Linked DNA regions of Mus musculus: region 2 is linked to region 1. The links are chromatin loops, found by intact Hi-C in ENCODE. Cell type or tissue: heart. All regions are shown on one strand. Links, peaks and the distances in the headings refer to the core of each region. The heading gives the core; the rest is flanking DNA. Region 1 overlaps Arhgap28 (Rho GTPase activating protein 28). Region 2 has its middle 6.5 kb from the start of Arhgap28.

The links. A loop is a pair of places that touch in the nucleus more often than their neighbours do. Peaks named below come from ENCODE experiments on the same cell type or tissue, not always from the same donor. Only the 100,000 strongest peaks of a DNase experiment are listed, where the experiment ranks them.
Region 2: it touches region 1 in a loop (2.0-fold over the local background); 6 of 42 quality-filtered maps call a loop at or near these places.

The regions. Positions count from the first base shown.
Region 1 is chr17:67,884,407-67,894,168 of GRCm38, forward strand. It overlaps Arhgap28 (Rho GTPase activating protein 28), which reads right to left. Exons shown (of 18, transcript NM_172964.4): 4 at 313-402. Among named protein-coding and RNA genes, the nearest start is that of Arhgap28, 110 kb to the right of the region's middle. In heart, for the core only: no CTCF peak of the experiment used is centred there; DNase peaks (open chromatin) are centred at 5,335 and 5,655.
Region 2 is chr17:68,005,772-68,015,533 of GRCm38, forward strand. No RefSeq gene overlaps it. Among named protein-coding and RNA genes, the nearest start is that of Arhgap28, 6.5 kb to the left of the region's middle. In heart, for the core only: a CTCF peak has its summit at 4,507 (motif pointing left); no DNase peak of the experiment used is centred there.

The DNA of each region.
Region 1 (9,762 bases), core at 1,053-9,052:
AAGGGGGTGGGGGGAGCAGGTGAGGAGAGGGAAAGAAGGGAAAAGAAAGGAAATTCTACTACCGAGTGATGACGGAGTTGCATGTCTGTTTTTATAGAATGTGTAGTTGTATATTTACCTATTAACTTGGGCTGGCTCACTGCTGAATGCTTTTCTTAGAAACTGATGAGAAGTAGAGACTGATCAGGTATGTTAACAGATGCCACTGTCCCACCACTTCAAACACACTGCACCATTTTAAAGTTCGGCATGGATGGCTTTCTTGAACAAATGGCTTCATTCGTATCCCCACCCCCACCCCCCATAACTTACCAGAGGTCTGCTTGTCTTGGTAACTCCTGGCAGATCTTTTTCTTCCTTGGTACCGTCCAACTGAGTAGCATGCTCACAAGAATCACTAGGCTAGGGAAAAGAAGTGAAAGTCATTTTTCTCCAGCTTATCGATGATGCAAACATGGCTATGCATTATATCATGCATTACATTAGAGCTCATATACATACAAACATGCTTACATGTGATTCATATAACTGCATAAAGACTCACAGAGCTCATGGCCACCTGTGTTTATAGGGCACTTACCAATTCATCAATGATCTTACCAAATACTATGAACCCACAACAGAATTACTCCAAAGCCAGGCACTGCCAGCTGCCTGTCCATGTTCTCTTCTCTTCTTTAAGTGTTTGGATATCATGATTTCATTCTATGATGCTGTCCTCCTAAAGACTCAATGTTACTGTGTGATGCTTATATCTAGCAGGAAGAAAATAAAATTCTATTTGGAGGATTGTTCAGAAAGCTTAATAGATCTTCCTACAACAGAGGGAACCAAGCACTTTGTTGGGACATTTTTGAGAACTCTGGAATCTTGCTATCCTTAAAAACCACAGAAGTAGTATAAGAATGTGCTTTCATTCTAACCCCAGGTGTGGGATGTGGGGCTGCTTCAGACTGTCTGCGGCAGCTGACCATGATTTGCCTCATGCTCTAGCAGAGGCATGGTTTTGCCAGCTGCAGATAATTTCTGCAATTGTGTGACATTTGAAATTCCGAGAACTTCTCGTGCGGTGCATAAATAAAGGGCCCAGAGAGGCAGGGTGGGTGGTTTCTGGAAAGAAATTAGATTCCGAAGTCTCTCTCCCCTCTATCCTTGTTTCTCTCCTAGCTAATGGTAGGGGGTGAACCCAGGGCGGGTAAAGGGTACGATAAAGAAGAATCCACACAGTAGCAAAGGGCAGCTGCCCTTGGTGCTACTCTGGGGACACGGATGTGTTTCCTGGGTATCACATACCCTACAAATCTATGCAATCTCCTCAATTCTAAGGGGAACAGAATTGAAAGATGAATTCTGGCAGATTGATGTTTGGCTGCCATGGCCTTGGCCTTCCAACCTTGAGCCTTTAAAGCCAAAGGTAAAACCTAACCCTGTCAGGACCCAGCTGACTAATAAAAGCATGCTGCTTCAAAACTGAACTTAACAGAAAATACTTGATATTTGTCTTTATGAATCTGGCCTACTTCATATAACACTGTAATCTTCATCTTCCATCTGTTTCCTGTAAAGGACTCACTCAATTCCACATTTTTATGGCTGAATAAAGCCACAATGTATATTTGAATAAGTAACAAATAAACAAAACTGGATGTATGGTTGCATCCCACAAGGGTTTGTATATTCATATCAAGTGGAGGCAAATCTTTTTTTTATCCAATTAAGAAATTAGTACTAGACTGAGAACTTCATAAACTCATAATACTGAGCCATATATTTCATCTCCACCTACGGGAGACTGCAGAGTCACCAGTTTTTGTGATGTATGAAGTGTATTGGCAGCTAAGATTTCTATGTGCAAAGGACGCTGGCTTTGTGGAGCTCATAAAGAATACACTCCAAGACTTTGAAATTTTCTCAAAAAGCCATCATCACCCCAGTAAGAAATAAATATTATATTCTGTGGTTGAATCAACTTTCTGAAAAACGAAACATACTAGACATCACAGCAATCAAAAGCTGTTCTGTCCAATCTTAGAAACTGCAGTTTCCATAAGCCTCCCCACAATGTACCTAGTGGGAAACAAAACAAAACAAAACACCAGTTTGCAAGTGGAGACGCTGCTCATGAGGCAATGCAGGAAGTGGTTCGGGATGAAGAATGAGCACCGCCCCCCCAAGTCTTGTCACTCTCAGATAGAATATATCTTTATAAGGACAGATCTAAGCGGGGCACCATGGTCTGCAGAGGCAGGGGATCAGGATCTCAAAGCCATCCTTAGTGACATAGCACATTTGAGGCCAGCCTGAGCTTTAGAAAATTAGGTCTCTAAAGCAACCAAACAGATCCCAGATGGCACTGGATCCCACACAGTGGTCCACCAACCTTCAGAAGTGGATAGAAATTCCTGGAAAACTAGCTGGTGGTGTTACAGGCATTCTGAGCCAAAGAATCGCATCACACTGCTTTCAACCATAAAAAGAAATCCGTAAATAATCAAACAAGCAAACGAGTCCAGAGAGAAGAACAGAAGGGGCAAGCGAGCGATTCACAGGACAGTGGACGGCAAAGTGCTTCTCAGCGGAGAGGCCACCCAGAGCCATTCCCTGCCTGAGTACTGACAGCCGTCTGCAGCTATGTTTAGTCTGAGAGGCACCCAAGTGAAGTGGGCTACCTTTTGGGGGCAGGTTCTGAGCTGGGGCAGCTTTCCAACACAAGGGTCAAAGCAAACACCACTGCCATGTTATTCTGGATTCCGTGAAAGAGAATGGCAGAATGCAAGCAAAACACCAGTTCTACACAGAGCAGACATCAAGTCATTCTCTTCTCCTTTACAGCACAGAAGTCCCATGGTCAACTTACATGTACACCGAAACAGGAGTGCCCCCTACATCATACATATCCACTTCCATGTGCCTCCAGCACATGCATACACACTCAAGGCTGCCTCCAGCACATGCATACACACTCAAGTGTGCCTCCCACATGGTATTTACCCTTAGAAAACAAGAGAAATGCTATAGGTCTATTGAGGAGAACTAAAGTACTATTGGGTGATAGGAGGAAGTCAACAAAAGACTTGCCCTCAAGTGGTGTGTGGGAACATCACACGTATACATACACTATCAGATTACTTATGCCTTAGTTTGAGTCTCTTCTTCTTCGTTGTTTCAAAGTAAATAAACATTCTCCCCCAAGGTTACCTGATTAGGAAAAAAAATCCTGCAAACTTCCTGATGCCCAACTTCCTTTACCTTACCAAAGACCATTTTTTTATCCCTAGGGATAACTGACATTGTTTCTTCATTCAGACCTGCATCCCAAACTTTTTATGAAAATGACCTGGTATATAACAAAAATCATTTGAATCCTGAGGAAAAAGTTAAAGTGCATTTTCGCACAGAAATGACCTCTCTGATTCTAGTCAGACTCACAGAATTGACCTGTGCAGGCAATCATGGGTTATGAGACATAGCTTCACAGTCATGAAGTCTGAGAGAGACATCCATAAATATGGCTGTATACCCAGTCATACCTGCAGTTAGCCATTTGCCTATCAATATTGAGATCAGATTAAATTCTACAGACGTTGGAAAATGTGCATTTTTCTTTGTAGAAGGCACTGTCAGCTGTCTTCCTAGTCTCCAGTCTTCTGTGTTCATAAACGGTATCTTGATTTTTCTCCCCAGAAGTTCTATGTCTAGTTAAAACAAAAAACAAAAGCCCAGCATCTCAGGTTCCTTTGAAGCTAAGGATGGTGTAGCTCTGAGCCAGGAGGTATCTGGAATTCTCCCAAGAAGGATTTCCAGGGAAGCTGAGATTGGAAGGACAGAGCCATCGATGAAATTCCAGGAACTGCCAGGAACGTGGATACGGTGCCTGCGGTAGCCCATCTGACGTGTCGGCACGTTGGCGAGGGCTGTGAGCGGTGGCAGCATAGAAGCACACAGGGAAGCCAAGTTCCTGGCAAGGAGAGGGACTACCTACCTCCAGCTCCACTTAAAAAGAGAAAAAGTCCTATCTAGTACTTCAGCTCAGCATTTCCAGTGCCATTACATGCAGTGCCATATATGCAGTCCCATGTACACACAAACTATATATAATACAGTACACAAAGGCATACTGCATGACTGTATCTGTAGAGCTGATTACCAGTTAGCTCTGCCTTTTACCTAAATGTTTATCAATTATGAAATTGGGGATAAATTAGATCAATGGCTTCCTCGTTTAAATGTTCTTGAAAAAGAATATTTATTCATGTTTTCCAAACCCTAGAGCAACGGACACCTTTGTGTACAGACCATGTGCTAATCATCCAGAGTGGGCTTGGCAGTTTTTGACTTAGAATATCATGGCTGTACTAAAACAAGAGCCAAACCCTTATTCCTTTATTACAGGACAGTGCTGGAAAACTAATTTACTCCCTATTTAGTGAAATCATAAAATGTATTAGGGCCCATAAAAATCGTTCTTCCTCAGCCGGCCTGACCATGTTTTCTGTTTCCAGCAAAGATTAGAGATTCCTTTGGAAAGGGGTAGAAAAACAAATTAGGTTTTAAAGTAACTAGTGAATCAGTACAAGAGAATTGGATCAAGTGAACAACACATACATATATACACACACATACACACACACACACACACACACACACACACACACACACACACACACATACACACACACACACACACACACACACACACACATACACACACACACACACACACACACACACACACACACACACACACTATTGTCTCCCTCCCCTGCCAATCAAACCCAGCACCAGGAGATACAGTAGCTCTTGAAAGCTTAGATCTGGAAAGCACTCCACATTTCATCAGCAGAAAAAAACTCATAGGAAGTTCCTGGAAGATTAAAAAGAAAAAAAAAAAATTCCTAACGTAGGGAAATTCCCAGCCTGGAAAAAGGCACCACAGAAGACTGAGGAGAGCAATACTGAGCCCCCAAACCTCCAAAATAGCTTAATAATGTTGGAAAATCCTCAACCTGGAAGATGACACAAGAGCCAAAAGAACAGAAGTTAAACGCTTAGCCCCAAACCCTCACATTCAGAAAGAAATTTTACAAAGTTCGGAACACAACCCAATTCAAAACGGTGGTGAAAACAGAAACTCATTTTTCTTGGTAAAGGGTGACACAATGCCTTTCCCTGCTGGAATGCTGAACAGCAAACCCAGGTGACTGTGCCCTTCAATGGCGGTGCCGTGGCTGCTCAGATAAGGAAGTTGTGCCCATGGACGGACGGCAGGACAGCTGAACTATACCTCGGCTGGGGCTTTTTGGCAAATAAGGACAACAGTACAAAAGAGGAAGTTTGCTTTGCCTGTGAAGGAAACAATGTTCTTCAGGCATCTTGTCACTTAGGCGTCGATGTCACATGACTGTAAGAGAAATGTAACAGGTGACACACTTGTCCACCGACAGTCACAGGTCCTTTACATTTCAGCGTTTCGGTGAGAGAGCAGATCCATCCAAGTATGCAAGGAGCAAGCACTACCCAAAGTAAGCACAAGCAATCAATGTCGTCTTCCATCGAGAAGCGCACATCCACAGCCAGGGATGAAAATCGATTTAACAGTAACAATGGAAATGAAAAACAATGACTCTAAAAATAAGCACAGGACCTGGAAGGAAACAGCTCACAGAAAAGCGCAGGCCTTTGGAGTTTAAGCTCTGAGCGGCTGTCCTCACACAGCTAATTGGTCATTGTCGTGGGGGAAGGAGCACAGAGGAGTGCTTCCCTGGCCTGTGTGAGCCCTGAGACGTAATCCCTGTGCACAAAACCAAGGTCACCAAAGGACAGATTACTCTCATGAAAGAGAAATCAAAGGAAGGGAGACTGTCCACAGATAAATGAGTATTAAACTCTGAAAATTCATGGAATTTCAAAGCACAAATTCAACCACGGCCAAATGACTGACTTTCACTAATGAGGTTCATGGGATTTTCAAGAATGCAAAACAAACAATAAACAATAAACAAACAAACAAGCAAACAAATCCCTGGAAATTAAAAGAAAAGAGTCAAGAGACACAGAGATCAGTCCAACCCCAAAGACCTTCCAACAGGTGCTCAGGAGGCCATGCGCCAGCGAAAAGGTTTATATTTGTTTAACTATTTGTTAGTGCTCAAAGTTTTCATTTAATGCAGACATGATAGATATTGCAAAAAATGTGGAGCTGGTACAATTTCAGATCCCAAGAATAAAAATAAAAATGCTTCGACTCCTATTCAATGAAGGAGCAGAGCTCACTGACGTAGCTGTGGCGCCTTCCCAGGGACGGCTCGTGACAGATGGCTGAAGATTGCAATTCTGAAAGAAGGTGAATTTAAGCTTGGAATATGATGTGGAAAACTTTAAGAAATTTAATAGGGTTTGAGTATGTAATTTCAAATTATTCAATGCATATCTTCACTAGTTAAGTACACTGACAAAAGCCATGTTTAAGATCAGTGCAGAACCCAGGGGAAAAATTCCTGAACAGAACAGCAATGGCTTGTGCTGTAAGATCGAGAATCGACAAATGGGACCTAATGAAACTCCAAAGTTTCTGCAAGGCAAAAGACACCGTCAATAAGACAAAAAGACCACCAACAGATTGGGAAAGGATCTTTACCTATCCTAAATCAGATAGGGGACTAATATCCAACATATATAAAGAACTCAAGAAGGTGGACTTCAGAAAATCAAATAACCCCATTAAAAAATGGGGCTCAGAACTGAACAAAGAATTCTCACCTGAGGAATACCGAATGGCAGAGAAGCACTTGAAAAAATGTTCAACATCCTTAATCATCAGGGAAATGCAAATCAAAACAACCCTGAGATTCCACCTCACACCAGTCAGAATGGCTAAGATCAAAAATTCAGGTGACAGCAGATGCTGGCGAGGATGTGGAGAAAGAGGAACACTCCTCCATTGTTGGTGGGAGTGCAGGCTTGTACAACCACTCTGGAAATCAGTCTGGCGGTTCCTCAGAAAACTGGACATAGTACTACCGGAGGATCCAGCAATACCTCTCCTGGGCATATATCCAGAAGATGCCCCAACAGGTAAGAAGGACACATGCTCCACTATGTTCATAGCAGCCTTATTTATAATAGCCAGAAGCTGGAAAGAACCTAGATGCCCCTCAACAGAGGAATGGATACAGAAAATGTGGTACATCTACACAATGGAGTACTACTCAGCTATTAAAAAGAATGAATTTATGAAATTCCTAGCCAAATGGATGGACCTGGAGGGCATCATCCTGAGTGAGGTAACACATTCACAAAGAAACTCACACAATATGTATTCACTGATAAGTGGATATTAGCCCCAAACCTAGGATACCCAAGATATAAGATATAATTTGCTAAACACATGAAACTCAAGGAGAATGAAGACTGAAGTGTGGACACTATGCCCCTCCTTAGATTTGGGAACAAAACACCCATGGAAGGAGTTACAGAGACGGAGTTTGGAGCTGAGATGAAAGGATGGACCATGTAGAGACTGCCATAGCCAGGGATCCACCCCATAATCAGCATCCAAACGCTGACACCATTGCATACACTAGCAAGATTTTATTGAAAGGACGCAGATGTAGCTGTCTCTTGTGAGACTATGCCGGGGCCCAGCAAACACAGAAGTGGATGCTCACAGTCAGCTAATGGATGGATCATAGGGCTCCCAATGGAGGAGCTAGAGAAAGTAGCCAAGGAGCTAAAGGGATCTGCAACCCTATAGGTGGAACAACATTATGAGCTAACCAGTACCCCGGAGCTCTTGACTCTAGCTGCATATATATCAAAAGATGGCCTAGTCGGCCATCACTGGAAAGAGAGGCCCATTGGACTTGCAAACTTTATATGCCCCAGTACAGGGGAATACCAGGGCCAAAAAGGGGGAGTGGGTGGGCAGGGGAGTGGGGGTGGGTGGATATGGGGGACTTTTGGTATAGCATTGGAAATGTAAATGAGTTAAATACCTAATAAAAAATGGAAAAAAAAAATCAGTGCAGAACCTTCTTATGGAACTGAGAGGTTCTGGAACAGTGAGCTGGCTCAGATGTAAAGGCGGCTGTGGCCAAGGCTGACAACTTGAGTTCACTCCCCAGGATCCACATGCTAGGAGAAAATCATGGATGTTGCCCTCTGACCTCTACAAGTACAGCACACCTTAGTACCCACATGCATACAAGTACACTCAAATACACATACAAACACATATGTGCACTTGGGCACACAGACATATAGACACATGCACACGCATGCACACACACACACATAGAAACACACACTCAAGGAAACACACATGTGTGTGCAAAAACACATATGCATGCATTCGGGCACACAGACAGCAGACATACATGTATGCACACGTGCATGCACTCAGATGGGAGGGATATATAATTAAAAAGAAGTGTACTAGAGAAGTGAAATGGAAATAATAGGTGAATATTCAATCGATGTTGGCAAATGACTCCAAAGAAAAAGAGAAAAGAAAAGAGGGAGAAAAGACCAAAGTGAGAAAGAAAAAAGAATGAATGGAAAGAGGGGACACAGAGTCAAAAAACGCAGAGGGAGGGAGGACGAAGGAGGGAGGAGGGAGAATGAAAGGAGGAGGAGGAAAGAGAGGCCAATCAAACCTGGACAGATGCTGAGCAAGGGGATGGGGGGAAACTGGTATTGATGTCATTCAATTAAAACAGGAAGTTGAAAGAGTCCCAGTGCATTCCTTACAAGGTTCCAAGTTTCTTTATTCACAGAAGATGCTTAAATCTTTTAGGGAAAGCATCAGACCATATATACCCGAAAGGTGGTCTTTCAAAGACCAGGTTTGTGTGACCTTCACCTGTCTGATAAGGAACAGCCTGGAGTTTTAAAGCAGCATATTCAATGCTGGGTGGGCTTCTTGGCTCCTCTTTTGTCTGCAGCCCCTTACCCCTTACCTCATCCCTCATTCCCCTTTCTCTCGGAAACTGGGATATACCTGAAGACATAAGGCAGAGAGAAGAAAGGGTTCTGAGGTCTCTTGTGTGTGGTGAACTAGGCACACTGACCTGCCTGGAAGAAACAGTCAATAGCAGGCTGCACCTGAGAGAAAGTAAACTTTCCGCACTGAAAGAGAGATGTCCCTTCAGAGAGGGTCAGAATCAAAGAAGGCGATGGCCACAAAGAGCTCTAGATCTATTTTGTATTGGTGTTAGCTCAGTAGTAAGGTAGTAATTACTTCCATGTCTGTGAGCACATTCTAACTGTAACAATTCAAAGAAGAAACAGTGATTTGGCCCGATGGTTTCAGCCCATCATGGAAGGCAAGGCACTGTGGAATAGTTCAGCTTTGGGTGGTAGAAACACACAGAGAGCCTGTCTGTCTCTTGGTGAACCAGGAAGGGGTAGGAATAATCTTCAAAGGTCTGGCCCTGTGACCTACTTCCACCAACCAGCCCCCTGCCTCCTAAAGGTCCCCAAGACTCCCAACGAATACTGCCAGGTGGAGAACAAGCAGCCAGACAGGAGCCCATGGGTGGCATTTTCCATACAGGATTCAGGATGTGCCCATAGATCCATTCTACGTCACAGTTTGCTCGAGTAGAGCCAAACCTCTGTCTGAAGTAGCTGGAAGTAGATTTGGTAAAGAACGCAGGTAGGCAGAAATGTAAAGACTACTGCAATATGATCCCAGAAACAACCGAAAAGCAACCCAGGGAATTGAACCTATCAGGGCAAATTTTTCATTGGCAGACATCCTTG
Region 2 (9,762 bases), core at 940-8,939, 120 kb after region 1:
AGCACCCCTCCATGGCCTCTGCCTCAGCTCCTGCCTCCAGGTTCCTGCCCTGCTTGAGTTCCTGCCCTCACTGCTTTTGATGAAGAACTGTGAACTGGAACTGGGAGGGAAATTAACCCTTTCCTCCCCAAGTTGCTTTTGCTCATGGTGTTTCATTCCAGTAATAGTAACCCTACCTAGGTCAGAAGGCTTGGTGATGAATGAATGAATGGATGAATGAATGAATGAAATGAATGGCTGGAATACAAGTGGATTGGTAAAGTAGATAGTACTCTTCAGGGTAGTGGTTCTTAGCTTTCAAGCTAGCCAAGGGATTTTTCCAAGTGACTCATATTGCTTCATAGCACTGAATCGAGCAACAAAAACAAGTTCTCTGTGTACTTCCATTTTTTGTGTGTGAGCTACAAAGTACAGCTTTTGTCAGCATCCTTGAGTTTTCAGGTTGCAAAAAGATGCCAGACTGCACATGTTGTGTGGCACAATGTGTTACTCAAGCTCCTTCCATTAACCCTTCAGATTGTCCGACCTGATGTGACTTATAGTCTCTAAGGGCTGGATCGGGTCATCTGTAACACAAGAGAGAAACCAGCAGGAAATCTAGAGAGATGGGGAGAAAGGTTGTGTGCACCAATCCTCGGTCTGATTTGCTACAGGGAGGGGGTGTTTCTTCTCTCTGAAGCTGTGACCTTGATGGTAGCTGTATGCTGCTCTCTGGAGTCTAGTAACCACTACTTGGTAGACAGACCTAGGGGTGGTGATGGCTAAGTGTTCCTGAATCACGACATACTTCTTCCTTTACTATGGGTACAACTTTAGAGACAGTCCCTCTCTTGCTAAGCTGTCCTTATCACCTGTGCTGCATGATCCTTCCATCAAGACATCGGCCTGCCGGAGAATCTTTGTGGGGCAGAATCCCTTAAGTGAAACTGCTGATGTGGCCGCACTGGAATAGTCCTGCTTTCCACTAAAGACAAAAATTGGTCTGTACAAGTGTTTTCTCAGTGAATAATTTTCAGCCTAAACAAGTTTAGTAATATAGACACCATGAAATCCATTTGGGGGCCTGAGCTCTGAGGTGGGACACCTGTCTGGCATGTGGCTCATGACCCTGAGTTTGATTCTAATTGATCCTCAGGATTGAAAGAGAAGAGGTGGGGACAAGGGTTGAAAACAAAAAGACCTTCAGGCTAGGGATGACAGCTTAGGGCAGTGACAACTCGCCGGGTTGTGGAGTGAGTCCACACGAGGACCTTCGGGAAGATAAAGTTATCTGGACAGTGGACCATGGGCATTCGTTCTGAAATAGGACTTCCTGTTTGTTGGAGACAGGGTAAATGGAAGCAAGTTTGAGTTTCCTGTGCCAAGTACTGGGCTTAGAATCAGGAAACATGGGTGTCCACACCAGCCCAACACCGGCAAAACATGGGGCTCCGAGCAACATGCTAGTTTGTAGACCTGTTTCTGCACATTTGAAAGAAAGGAACTTACCTTGCATCAGGGTTCTATTCTGCTGTAGATGTCAAAACATCAGCCCACAGATGCTTCAGCGAGTGTTCTCAGCACCAAGTTACATCCGGACTGTGGACCCCAGGCCAGGATAAAGCATCGCTCAACCTTATTCCGGGATTTCTGAGGTCTGAATCCAGGCTCTTAAGTGTTAACAGAAAAGGTTTCCTGAGATGTAAAATGCACACTTCCTTACTTGATGTAAATAAGTAGGGCTTAATTTATGTTTCCTTGTGTAACTTCTCATAAACCTACTTAGTATGCTAAAGGTTATATACCACTAACATAAAAATAATTAAGTGGTAATTACATTTATTTTTTTGGACACATAGTTATTTCTGTATAGGGGTATGTATAATTTATTCTCATTATCTGCTCTTAGAATGCATTGAGGATTAACAGGGTTTTTTTTTTTTTTTTTTTTTTTTTGTATTTATTGTAGCTCTGTCAATAGGTGGACATGAAGAGCCATCAGAGATCTGCAGAATATGGGGACCCTGGGTGCAACAAGACTCCACTTATTCAATGAACAGAAGAGAACAGTCAAAAAGGCCAGAGATTCAAGTCTGGGTCTGGATAATAGGATTGCCACTTACTGATGAGACTGTTCTCATTCCTCATTTGAAATGTGAGAACTGACCAAAATTGGTAGAAAAGCAAAGAGCTTATCTTTTAAAACTTCTGTTACACTAGTAAACGTAACTGTGCTGGCCAGTCGGATGTCAGCTTGACACAACCTAGAGTTATCTGAAAGGAGGGAACCTAAATAGAGAAAATGCCTCCATGAGATCCAGCTATAGAGCATTTTCTTAATTAATGATTGATGGCGAAGGGCTCAGCCCACAGTAGGTGGCACCATCCGTATGCTGATGGTCCTGGGACCTATAAGAAAGAAGGCTGAGCAATGCATGAGAACAAACCAGTAAGTTCCACTTCTCCATGGCCTCTGCATCAGCTCCTGCCTCCAGGATTCTGCCCTGTTTGAGTTCCTGTCCTGACTTTCTTTTATGATGAACAGTGCTGTGGAAGTGTAAGCCAAATAAACCCTTTCCTCCCCAACTTCCTTTTCTGCCACGGTGTTTCCTCACAGCAATACAAACCCTAACTAAGACAGTATCATACACACTTGATAAATGCGCATTCACTTCCTTCTCTCTTATTATTCCAGTCACTGGGGTCTCCCTTTCAAGCCTTCCAGAAGTATCCTTGGAGTCCAAACATCAGTGAATAGCAGGGTGCCCCAGCTTTGACGATTCCAAGGTATAGAGACAACCCAGCATGTCCAGTTCTATAAGGAAATGGAGGAAAACAGGACATTTAATGAAAACCTTCACATGGACAAAAGGGACGTGCCCCTCTTGGCCTTACTGCCTATCTGACAGAAGTGCTGCTTGGATAGTCATCTAGTGCCCTGATCTTCAGGAAATGAAGACCCAGTTGTAATGCAGAGAGAGGGTCCTGGCCATGCTCACTTCACCTCACTGGGACCCCAAATCCTCTGGAAAGACTGAAACAGATGAGTTCGCAAACATGTTTAGATGGAGAAGAAACACTTTAATAAAACAAGTTTGTTTTTGTTGTTGTTGCTTATTTTTGTTCCTAAGACACTACCTGGTATCCTAGGCTGGCTTTGTTAAACTTTCAACGTACACCCTGAACTTGTGACCCTCCAGTGCCGCCAGGATTATAGGCATGTACCAGCATGCTCAGGCATGTGCTGCTGGGGTCGAATCCAGTGTTTCATCAAACACTCTACCATTTAATATATGCCCCTCCAGCCCAAGACAAGTATTTTTTAAAGTATCTAAAAGGTGTGTAAATTCTACATCCTCTGTTAAGATAATGAATCCTAAACGGTTCCTCTTAATTATTTCTAAACATTGATTGTCACTACTCAAATCATACAACTTTCTTTTTCTGAATATTCTCACAATGACATAATTTTACGAGCACTCTGACTTTCTCTATTACTTCCTTGGCATCTGTTTCTAAAGAGAGATTGGAGCTATTTTTCTTCATTAACCATTCTGGGCTCTATGATCAATCTGGTAATTGGGTTAAGCAGATTATATCACCATGAGAGCCAGTCAGCCAAGTCACAATGAGTTATTTATGTGACGGACATAACTGAGTCACATAAGGGACTTCTGCAAATAAATTGAATCATTATTGATTGGAAATAAATCACTCCTAATAGACCCAGGCTGGTGGGGGAGGAAATATCGGCCATAGACATGGCTAAAGAAATAACTCATCAAAGAATGCATTTCCCGGGGCTGGGGGAATGGTGCCACAGAGAGTGTGCCACAGTAGCAGACAGACCTGCTATTGCATTCCCAGTGTCCATGTAAAAAGCTGGTGTGGTGGAACACCTCCTCAATCCAAATCCTGTGGAGACAAAGTCAGGAAGATCCCTGGGGCTCAGGAGCCAGTTACCTTAGCTGAATTGATGAGCTCCACATTCAGTGAGAGACCCTGTCTCAAACCATAAAGTATGTAGTGATGGAAGATACTCTGATCTCTGCACACCTGTACACACACATGTATATTCACCCACATGCACTCATACTGGTATACATGCACACACACACACACACACACACTACTATCACCACCACCACTCATGGGAGGAATTTTAGCATTTCATCTAGAGAAATCGTTTGTCAGTTCTATATTTGTCATGCTATACGTCGTTCAATAGGACCCCAGTTAGATCCCTAGCACCCACAGGGTAGCTCACAACCATCTGTAACTTCAGTTCCAGGGATCTGACCCCATCTTCTGGCCTCTTCAGAAACTGCATGCAGGTGGTACACAGACCTACATAGAGGCAAAATTAAAAATAAAATTAAACCTTTAAGAAATCATCCAAAGGGCTAGAGAGATGGCTCAGCAGTTAAGAGCACTGGCTGCTCTTTCAGAGGTCCTGAGTTCAATTCCCAGCAACCACATGGTGGCTCACAACCATCCGAAATAGGATCTGGCGCCCTCTTCTGACCTGCAGGTGTACGTGCAGCAGAACACTCACTCATACATTTAATAAATAATTTAAAAAAACAAAAAGAGGGTGAGAAAAGAAGTCATTCTAAAAGATGAATGACAGGTTTTTTAAAATTGTTAATTAGACGTCGGCAGTTGGAGACATTAGAATAAAGGCACTATAGTGTAGACTGGGAAAAGGTCCCAGAAAAGATCTAAGAAGGCCGCTTTGCTGGATAATTCAAAGTGGAGAGCAAAGAGTATTAAAGTTAAGAAAACAGGCATTTTTCTGACCCTGGGTGAATCTGAGCCTTGGAAGAGCTTTAAACTTTATCCTGAGTTCCTGACAGGAAATCTGCCAGGGTCCCAGGCTGGGCAAATTAGAATCTACTTGACTTTTGATAGCCGGTCTGACCCCTGGAGTTTGCATTTAATAATCCTTACTCCTCTGACCCACAGCTCCGATGCTCCCCACCTGTGATGGTTTGTATATGCTCCGCCCAGGGAGTGGTTGAGTAGGCGTGGTCTTTTTGGAGTAGGCGTGGCACTGTGGGTGTGGGCTTTCAGAGCCTCATGCTAGCTGTCTAGGGGCCAGTATTCTGCTAGCAGCCTTCAGATGAAGATGGAGAGCTCTCAGCTCCTTCTGCACCATGCCCGCCTGGATGCTGCCATGTTCCCACCTTGATGATAATGAACGGAACCTATGAAACTGTAAGCCAGCCCCAATTAAATGTTGTCCTTATAAGAGTTGCCTTGGTCATGGTGTCTGTTCACAGCAGTAAAACCCTAAGACACCACTCTCCTTCAGAGCAGAGTGAATGCAGGGAAAGAATAAAGACTACTGCCAGCATCCAGAAGCTGAGAGAAAGACCATGATGAGATTCAGCAGCTGTTGACAATAGCTTCCATAGCTGTGTGAATAAGGATTCACACAGATGTCTGGAGTTAGAGCTGGGAAATGGATTTAGGCAGTCCCTCTCTCTGTTGCTAGCTCATTGTAAGAGGTCTGTTGCCCGACTGCTTAGCAGCAACCCTGAGTGTGATAGATATCCTGACCTAGAACGAAATGTGATATGGATGTAGGAGCTGGTATGGGAGTGGCTTCAGGATAGATGCAGCATGCACTTTGGCCAACAGAAAGCCAAGGCTCATTATGAGAGTTCCTGGGTTGCAGCCACAGAAACCTGGCTAATTAAGACAGGAAAGAATGTTTCAGAAATACCCAGGGGATAGCAGAGATTTGAAGGTCGCAGCTGGAAAAAAAAAAAAAGAAGAAGAAGAAGAAGAAGAAGAAGAAGAAGAAGAAGAAGAAGAAGAAGAAGAAGAAGAAGAAGAAGAAGAAAGCAATGCCAGAAGACAGTCATGCTGGCTGTTTCTTACAAAATCCATGGATTCTAAATTTCCCTGCCTTCTTCTCAGGATACAGGGACTAAGAACCTTGCATCATATAAACACTGTGCTTGGGCCACAAACTTATCCTCCACTTGGCAGTTGCTGAGTGTGGAGACACTCGGTCCTAACAGACCAGCTGCTTACTGTCCAAGTAAGGTACTACCCAAGATCACACAGATGACAGAGGACATCTGGTGCTCCCACATACCACCGATCTAGATGCCACCGATCTGGTGTTTACTGGAACAGGATTTGGTGACACCTCAGGCAGTGAGGATCAGCCTGGCACCACTGGCAAAGAGGCCCTTTCACGTGGGTGATGGTGTCGAGGTCTGGGAAGAGAGCTGTGCTGTAGAAAGTCCTGCTCGGAGAAAAGAGAGCCAGGTCCACTTTCAAGTTTTGTCTGAATGGAGCCCTGAAGAATAGTAAGAGTGCTATATTCCTGACAGTGTTTGTAAATCAAGCGATCCTGGAGTTTTAAAATAAGAAAAGGAGGGTTCCAATCTATATCATCGAACTCAGACCTCAAGCACGGTACAGAGGACACCATTCAGTAATATTTCCATGACAGGAATGGAGTCTCTTGGTCCTGGAGAATTGAAAGTGTAATTTGAAAGCATGTTTCTCCAAGGGATGTTTAAGGCCGTGTGGTGGAGGGAATGAAGGCTTGGATGAGGACAGACAAAGGAGAGAGCACCACTTCTTTACCAGAGACTTTGTGATGCTGTCTCTTTTATCTGTAACAAAGAACAATAGGATTCTTCTCATACATTATATATAAGGTTCAACAAACACTTCCATTTTCACTATAGTTATACATCTAAGAAGTTATTCTTGTAACTGTGATTTTGTTAGAAATACCCAAGAAAGATTCCAGGGGGAATTTAACAAGCCCCAAATACCATGAGTCCAACAGTAAGGGGTTTTTAGTGTCCTCCAGAGGCTAACTATTCCTACTGTGAAATGTGTTAACAGAAGCCATCTTCTGACATAGAGCAACAACAAGAAATAACAGGAAATAGAGGCTTGTCTGTCACATAGGACACTGCAGAGTGGCATACCTGGTTAGTATGCATTGCCATCCAGCCCAGTTGGCCACGGTATGGTTGTGGCCCCGAAGAGACATCCCCACTAACAATGCTGGTGTTCCAACTCATCATTTGCAGTTGGGGTTCTCAGAGGCTTCTGGGATTAGCACAGCATCCGGTACGGAGAAGACTAATGGAGCCAGCCCCCCAGTCGCTAAAGCAACCCAGTGTCAGTCCAGTACACTTCTATACCTGTAAACAAGAGCACACCTTAGGCACTGTTGTTACTATGAAATAGGATCACAAGGCCAGTCCTTCCTGTGTCTCAGACATCCTAGACAGCGTTGCCCAGCGGTCTTGGTCTTAAGAGAAGAGAAGGTTGAGGGACCTTGAAGACAGACTTGTCATGCTAAATGTCACTGTAGCTGTAGAACTGAACCTTCAAGTCTAGGAGAGGACAATTGCTTTCTCACCTGTGAGCCATGAGCCTGTGAGCCTGTGGTTCTCTTAAACGGTCTCTTTGTGAGGCTTCCCTAGAGAACCCATGCTGAAGCCCCCCACTCAGGGTATAATTTCCTGTTGAAAACTACAACCGAGAAAGTAATCACGGTATATTTTGTTCTGGTTGCAACTTCATACACTAGAGCGGTGTTTGGCATATACGATCTCAAGACACAAACTTATACATTTAGGTTTAATAAGAGAATCAGGAATGAGTACGTTCATAAATGAGCAGAGCACCACAGAAAGCTGTATATGTTATCTCTCAATCTTGATCCTATAGTTGATACTTAGGTTTTCCAGTCAACAGCTGCATCCAAATATTCCACCCAGGAAGGCCCCAGCACCACCAAGCACAGCCTTCTTTATCAGAACCATTGGAGCAAGAAATCAGAAGTTTCCAGACTTCCTATCTGAGGCAGGGGGATTTTGAGTTAGACACTGGCCCCGGGCTAGATAGCAAGACCTTGTCAAAATGAAAGAGACAGAGAGATGGGGGTGGGGGAGAAAGGAAAACCAGCTGCAGGAGGAAAAACTTATACGAGATCTAAATGACTGCTGGAAAATTGTTACCAGTAGAATCACCTTCACAGTCCTATTTTCTTTGGACAAGATTTGCAATCTGCAGGTAACAGGTTTTCTCTAATTTAGGAAATGCAGCCTTTCTCCCATCAGCTGCTGAGATGAATACAGAACAAAGGGGCTCTGGGCTCTCTGAAGTGTTGCTGTGAAAGCCCTCATAATTCCCTCTCGGATAGCTCATCATCTTAAGCATCTTCTCAGTCACTTTGGAGAATTTTTTTTTTTTTTTTAAATTGCCAGATCTCAAGTGACCGTTGCTTCCCACAAGTGATAGTTTCATCAAATCCAACCTGAGGTTCATCCCATTTATATAAGGGCAAAAAACTGTCAAGTTTTTAGGAAGCACACTGTCACAATTTTTAACGATCATCATCTTGCATCCAGACTTTCAAAGCAGGGTATAAATCCAAACTCACTTATCCCCACCCAGTTAGAATGAGAAAATGGGAGAAGACATCATAATTACAAATGCTGTAACTAGTGTCGTATACCTAGTACATCATCAAACACAATGTGGTATCCTTTACTTCTTATTTAGTTCTTGATGTTGGAGAGATTATCCTGAATGACTAAGAGGTATGTAAGTTCCTGGACCCTGGTGTCAGATGACCTGAGTGAGATAACACCCCAACTTTTTCCTAGGTTTATACCTTTGGGTGAGTTAACCTCTCTAGGCCACCATTTTCCCTGAGAAGTGATGAATATAAAAATAACAGTCCTGGGTACCCATGAGACCCCACCTCTGCCTGAGCCTCTAGTGCCTGCTCATGACTGCTGTGGAAGGAGTTATCATTTCTTGAGTTGTATAGCCACTAGGTGATGTCTATAATCACCTAGGAGCTGGGTCTCTGGGCTTGCTTGTGGGCCTGTGTGGAGATATCTTGATTGAGTTAACTGAGGTGAGAAGACCTGCCCACTATGAGCGGCACCATTCCCTAGGTTAGAATCTTGACCAACTCAAAAAGTGTTTTCAGTGCACTCTGCCTGATCCTGGATAAAATGCAAGCATCTGTCTCAAGCTCCTGCTTCTTGACTTCACTAGCATGAAGGAGTACAACCTTTGAGCCCTGGGGTGACTTTTGTCAGGGTATTTGGTCACAGCAACAACAACAAAAAAAAGACAGCAAAGTAATGAAGACAGGTGTCTTCCCACACATTGTGAACATTTGCGAGTAGAAACCTTGGCATCTCAGTGTTGTGTCTTCTTATCCTCAAGGTATAGCAAGCAGATTCTGTGATTGCAACCTGGCTACTTGCCATCTCTGTCTGGACTCCTGGTACAGGGAAAGAAGAAAAGATAATCTTGGGGTGGAGATCTAACAGAGGTTCCACTTTGGCCCAATTATCATCTCTAAGCCTAAGCAATGACCCAGAGAATGCAATATAGAGAAAGCTACTTACTTGCATAGTCCAGACCTCAGACACAAAAGCTCCAGGATGCAGAGATGACTGTGGATTTGTGGACAAGAAAGGACCTAGTTAGGAGAGACACTTCAAAGGGTAAAGAGCTTGCTGCCTAAGCATGAGTAGCTCAGTTCAGATCCCCTACAATCCATGTAAAAATCTAGGTTGTTGTTGTATACTTGGAATTACAGTGCTGAGGGTAGACAGAGCATAGAGACAGGTTGACCCCAGGGCTCCTGCCCAGCCAAAATGGCGAGTTCCAAGTTCTTTGAGACTATCTCAAAAGGAAGGTGAAAAGCAATTTAGAAAGATACCCAATGCCAACCCCTGGCCTTCACATATCCTTTTGTAGGCAAGCACACCTGAACAC